Regions from separate parts of the Homo sapiens genome. Here region 2 is linked to region 1. Evidence: chromatin loops called from intact Hi-C (ENCODE). Cell type or tissue: endothelial cell of umbilical vein. All regions are shown on one strand. Each heading gives the region's core, and the rest is flanking DNA. Links, peaks and the distances in the headings are about the cores only.

Evidence for each region. A loop is a pair of places that touch in the nucleus more often than their neighbours do. Peaks named below come from ENCODE experiments on the same cell type or tissue, not always from the same donor. Only the 100,000 strongest peaks of a DNase experiment are listed, where the experiment ranks them.
Region 2: it touches region 1 in a loop (5-fold over the local background); 86 of 110 quality-filtered maps call a loop at or near these places.

What each region holds. Positions count from the first base shown.
Region 1 is chr20:1,398,793-1,401,707 of GRCh38, forward strand. No RefSeq gene overlaps it. Among named protein-coding and RNA genes, the nearest start is that of FKBP1A-SDCBP2, 7.1 kb to the left of the region's middle. In endothelial cell of umbilical vein, for the core only: no CTCF peak of the experiment used is centred there; a DNase peak (open chromatin) is centred at 1,379; H3K27ac peaks cover 2,010 bases.
Region 2 is chr20:1,335,915-1,338,829 of GRCh38, forward strand. All of the region lies in intron 2 of FKBP1A-SDCBP2 (FKBP1A-SDCBP2 readthrough (NMD candidate)), which reads right to left. The region is part of intron 1 of SDCBP2-AS1 (SDCBP2 antisense RNA 1); the gene reads left to right. Among named protein-coding and RNA genes, the nearest start is that of SDCBP2, 8.2 kb to the left of the region's middle. In endothelial cell of umbilical vein, for the core only: no CTCF peak of the experiment used is centred there; DNase peaks (open chromatin) are centred at 397 and 1,227; H3K27ac peaks cover 2,500 bases.

The DNA of each region.
Region 1 (2,915 bases), core at 125-2,624:
AAAACATGCCAGGACTCTCCTCGCTGTAACAAAGGAAATCACTGGGGTAATCAGTGCCGCTCAAGATTTCATCAGAATGGCATCCCCCACTGTCGGGAAACGAGAAGGGGGCCTGGACCTGGGTCCCTCAAACAATGAGGGCATTCCCAGTTCAGACCACAACCCCATTTCAGGGGCGGGTCCCAGGAGAAACATTGATTCCCTCATTCCAGGAACACCCAGAAGTGCAGGATTAGATCTCCCAGTCAGAGAACAGGTAATGTTAGTTGGTGGAGACAAACCTATCAAAATTCCCACTGGCATCTGGGGACCTTTACCAGCAGGATACAGGGGACTAATTTTAGGCAAAAGCCACCTTAACTTGCAAAGCATTACTGTAGTCCCAGGAGTTGTTGACTCTGATTATGAAGGAGAAATTCAAGTAGTTTTAATGTCACAAGATCTTTGGGTTTTTGAACTGGGAGAATATATAGCACAATTATTGCTTATTCCCTGCAAATTATACCCTTCTCCACTAAAGGAGAAACAAGGAAATAAAGGGTTTGGGAGCACAACTACACGAGAAATCTATTTATCACAATCTATAGCCTCTAGTAGGCCCACCTGTGTAGTACAAATTAAAGGAAAGAAATTTTATGGGCTTATGGACACAAGAGCTGATGTGTCAGTAATATCCAGTAAGGACTGGCCCCCAGCATGGCCTCTCAGAATAACTGCCACATCCCTAGTGGGAGTAGGAGCAGCTAAAAGTGTTCAACAGAGTGCTGAGATTTTTATCTTGTCTTGGTCTGGATGGACAATCATGTACTTTTCAGCCTTATGTTGAAAATATAGCTATCAATTTATGGCTATAAATTGATAGCCATATCAGTTTATCGAGATTTACAGCATGGGATATGAGACTTACATATGAAAACTTTGATAACCCAGGATTTAAAATGTTGAAGGACATGGGATATCAGAGTGGGAAAGGTTTAGGGAAATCCCTACAAGGAAACCCTAACCCGATATCAGTAACTGGAAAGGCAGGTTAAACCCCGCAGGGAGATTCTTCTTTAGATTCCCCGCGGCAATTAACCAGAGGCAGAAGTTGAGTTCGGCAATGGCATGCCTCCCAGCTACAGCTACAGAAACCTTTGATTTCATTATCCCTCAGACAAAATTTTGCAGTTTTATAAAGTCCATTCTTTCATTCTTCCTGTGATTACTCATCACAAGCTTATTCCAGGTGGCCAGACTTATTTTACTGATGGCTCTTCCAAAGGTCATGCAGCTATTTATGGACCTAAACATACTCAAACAATAATGACCTCTGGGGTTTCAGCTCAACACTCAGAGTTGATTGCAGTCATTCAGGTTTTACAGCTCACAGCTGCAGATCCTATCAACATTGTCTGTGATTCAGCCTATGTTGTGAATGTAACCAGTCGCATAGAAACTGCTACAATTAAAAGTACTCTAGACCCCGAACTGCTTAATTTGTTTCACTTATTCTCATATGCTGCCTGCTACATGCCAAACAGGTGAGACAGCTGGTCATGTACGGCCACATTGTCTGTCATCATTTGCTCATATGGGGATTCCTAAACAATTAAAAACTGACAATGGACCCGCTTATACTAGTCATGCTTTTCAAAATTTCTTACAGCTTTGGGCTATAACCCATAAAACAGGAATTCCTTACATCCCTTGAGGACAAGGCATTATAGAGCGGGTACATCAAACATTACAATGTATGTTGAATAAACAAAAAGGGGGATTAGGAGACCAGTTACCACCTCAAACAAAATTACATTTAGCTTTATTTACTTTAAATTTTTTGATTCCTGGTATGGATGGTAAGACTCCAGCAGAAAGACATTGGCAAGTGTTAGAGGAAAAGAGGAAAGTGTATCCAAAAGTGTTATGGAAATCCCCAGAAGAAGGACAATGGAAAGGTCTGGTGGCTTTACTGACATGGGGAAGAGGGTATGCTTGTGTTTTTACAGGAGATGGACAAACTGTGTGGTTGCCCTCAAGGTGTGTGTGACCATGGAACAGGAGACTGGAGGAACCCAGGGTGGCCAGCCATGGGCCTGGCCCCTCCAGTATAGGCCATGAGCCAGCTGAGCTTGAGTGCGAAGATGCGGAGAAGGCCGACCGGGGTCACGACACAGTCTTAATGTTACATTTGTAAAGAATATCACCACTCAATTTATGGTTTGTGGGTTTTTTTTTTTTTGGTTTTTTGTTTTGTTTTGTTTTGTTTTTTTTGAGGTGGAGCCTTTCTCTGTCACCCAGGCTGCAGTGCAGTGGTGCAATCTTGGCTCACCGCAAACTCTGCCTCCCGGGTTGACACCATTCTCCTGCCTCAGCCTCCCGAGTAGCTGGGACTACAGGCACCTGCCACCATGCCTGGCTAATTCTTTGTATTTTCAGTAGGGATGGGGTTTCACCATGTTGGCCAGGATGGTCTCAATCTCCTGACCTCATGATCTGCCCGCCTCGGCCTCCCAAAGTGCTTGGATTACAGGTGTGAGCCACTGCGCCCAGCACGGTTTGTGTTTTTAATCCTTATGTCTTTCTGGCAGCTAAAAAGCACCAGCTCCAGGTAAACAACACCCAATTGACCTGTAAATCTTGTCAGTTATATCACTGCATTAATCACAGCACATTGCAAACACAGAATACCTCTACTTTGATCATTCTGGGTCGCATCCCTGGACTGTGGATTCCTGTTCATCCATCCAAGCCTTGGGCTGCCACCCCTGCTTTACGCTTTGTGAAACATCTTCTAACTCAGCTTACTCACTGTGTCCGTAGAGCCTTAGGCATGATCATTTTTACTATTGTTTCCTTAGTCACACTGATAACTTCTGTTGTGATGTCCTCTGTAGCTTTGCATAATTCTGCTCAAATGGCTCAGTACACAGAGA
Region 2 (2,915 bases), core at 281-2,780, 63 kb before region 1:
TAGAGGCTACATACTGGGTACAGTGTACACTGCTCAGTTGACAGGTGTACCAAAATCTCAGAACTCACCACTAAAGAACTTACCCGTGTAACCAAAAACCACCTGTACCCCAAAACCTATTGAAATAAAAAAGCCTAGCCTTGGTCCTGCCCAGCGCAGAGAGACATGAAGCTATGACTTGGATTTACTCTTCCAAAAGCCTCCAATAGCCAGCCCTGATCTGCTGACACAGTTCCCCTTCTGAGCAGAGAAATGGAGGAGAAGGCAGCAGAAAGATGAGAAAGAATCTCCCATGAGATCAGGGGCTAGCTCATTAATCTAGGTGAGTATGCCATTTTGGAGATAGACAAACTGAGCCCTGGAGAGGTCAAATGACTCAGTAATGCAGCCAGACTATGGCACAGGCAGGGTGATGAGCCACATCTGCCTTCCTGTAGCCACCAGACAAGGGAAGCAGGGGCACAGAACAGTCACATAGCAATTCAGTAGCAGAGCCAGGATCCAGTGACCCCAAACCCTGGTCTCTCCCGACTGCTAGCCTGGGAATGTTGCCCAGCTCTTTCACCCACTTTTGGCCTTGCCTCTTCACCGCACCTGAGGATCCAGGGACCCCAAGCCCTGGTTTCCTGGCTGCCAGCCTGGGAACATTGCCCAGCTCTTTCACCCACTTTTGGCATTGGCTCCTCACCACACCTGTGCCAGTGGCTGGCTGGGTTACTCGGAGTCGTTTGACTCCTCCAGGGCTCAGTTTGTCTAATCTCCAAAATGGCATGTTCACCTAGATTGAATAGCTAGCTTCTAATCTCAGGGAAGTGTCTATCTTGTCTTTCTGGGGAGATTCTGGGTGTCAGATAGGGAGAGGCAGCATGACCTGAGAAATCTAAGCCCCAGACACTAGAGGCGGAACTGGTCCCCCCTGCATCCTGGCCGGAAGCAGCATTTGAAGCTGATCTTGAGCGAGACAGTATGAGGACAGCCATTGCCATTGTTGCACACATGATCTTACTCAACCCTCAGGTGGCCCTGTCGAGTGGGTTCCTTCGTTTTCTAGTTTTTCCATTGAGAAAACACAAGTAGGATTCAGTCTGAAGACTGGTAGTTCAGTGCTCCCAACAAGGGGCAGGAGGGGCCTGGCTGAGCACCCTGAGGGTGGAGTCGGGGCAGGTGCCAGAACACGGATGCTTTCCCGTCTGGCTGGAGCTGCTCCCGCTGTGTTCCGGAGCAGGGCAGAACAGGAAGGCAGGAACAATGGGCAGCCGGCAGTGGCGGGGTGCTGGGGTTCCTGAGCCAGGGGTGGGGAGGCTCAGGCCTGGTCACCACCAAGGCTGGGGGTGCAAGTTTCCTGTGCAAGAGACTAACAAGATTAGCCACTAACATTTTTGAGCACTTACTGTATGTCCGGACCCGTGTTAGACACTTTAGATGGATTAGCCTCATTTTACAGATAAACAAATTGGGGCACAGAGAGTTTAAATGAAATGCTCAAGGTAAGTAAGAGGTGAAAGATTTGAACCCAGGCAGACTGGCTTCAGATCCTATGCTCTTAACTACTATAACTTTATATGTGTATACATACATATATGATTATATGCATGTTATACATACTTTCTCATAATTTTCCCCTTTCACTTAATTTACCATTGCCAGTTTTCTGTGTCATCAATATCATCCTTGTTTACAGTGCTAACGTGCCGGGAAGACCTTGTCCATGTGTCCTGGCCACATCCCAGTCTGTTCTTCCCATGACCTGAGGGGTCTGGATTTCCACTGTTGGTGCTGTCATTGAGTTAAGGTGCGGTGCCTCTCGTTTAAACTGCTGATAACAGTGGTGGCACCAAGGTGTGGGCTGGGGGGTGCTTAAGCCCCTTTTAATCTCTATCATAATAACTCCCTTATCCAAATAAACACCATCGACATAAAATAATGTGCTTTTATGCAAACAGTACTTCAAGACAGGCCTCCCTCCCCAGCTCAATCATTGCTGCACCTAAGCATTCCCACAGAGAAGTCCCCCAGGTAGCCTGGCTGGTGGGTTAATGTCAGAGTGGTGCTGGCTCTGAACGCAGCTGTGGGAGCACTGCTGGTATCTTAGGATCCGGTGGGGTGGAGATTTGGAGCCCAGGAAGACCCAGCCTGACCTGGTGGTGGTGGCTTCAGAAAGAGCTGGAGAGGGTAGAGGCCCTTGCCTAGGGCTCTTACTGCATTGTATGTAAGATGAAGGCCACAGATTGGTGCTGTCAAGACTGGGAAGGCCTGTGGGACTCAGGACCCCAGGGTAAGACTGACCTGCCCCTCCTTTCACCTGAGACAGACTGGGAGATCCCAGGGCACTGGGGGCAGGGGAGCGGAAGGGGCTTGTTGAAAATATCCACCATGGCAGCTAGGAGAGCCTGCTGGAGCCGCTCCTCCGGGGGTGATGAACAAGCTGGAGGACCCCTCCTGGAACCCCCTTTTTGCCCTCACAAGGCCAGCTGGGAGCACTGGATAGGGAACGAGACACCTGAGTTTTGTGTTCTAGTTTCATCGCTGCCTGTGGGTGGCTATGTGGCCCTGGGCAAGTCACTCTCCCTTGGTAGCCTCTGGCTTCCCACCCCTACCATACCAGGGAACACCATGGACTCTCCCGTTCTGCCAGATGGTCTAACAAAGATGCTTTCCCTCTTGGGTCACCTGGGCTGGCAGGTGGGTGATTCAGAAGTCACCTTTCTGAACCTCCAACTATTATTACATATTAATATACATTTACATAATTACCTTCCAGGTATGGCCTTTGGGGGTCACCTGTTATCCACTTCCCCTTATGGTAGCTGTCCTCTATTTTCATCTGGGGAAGCCTCCTCTCCTCCACCTCAGCCATGTGCAGTGGATGGAGTTGACTCTTCTTCTGGCTCCAAAAGGGGAAGAGAGGCTTGCGG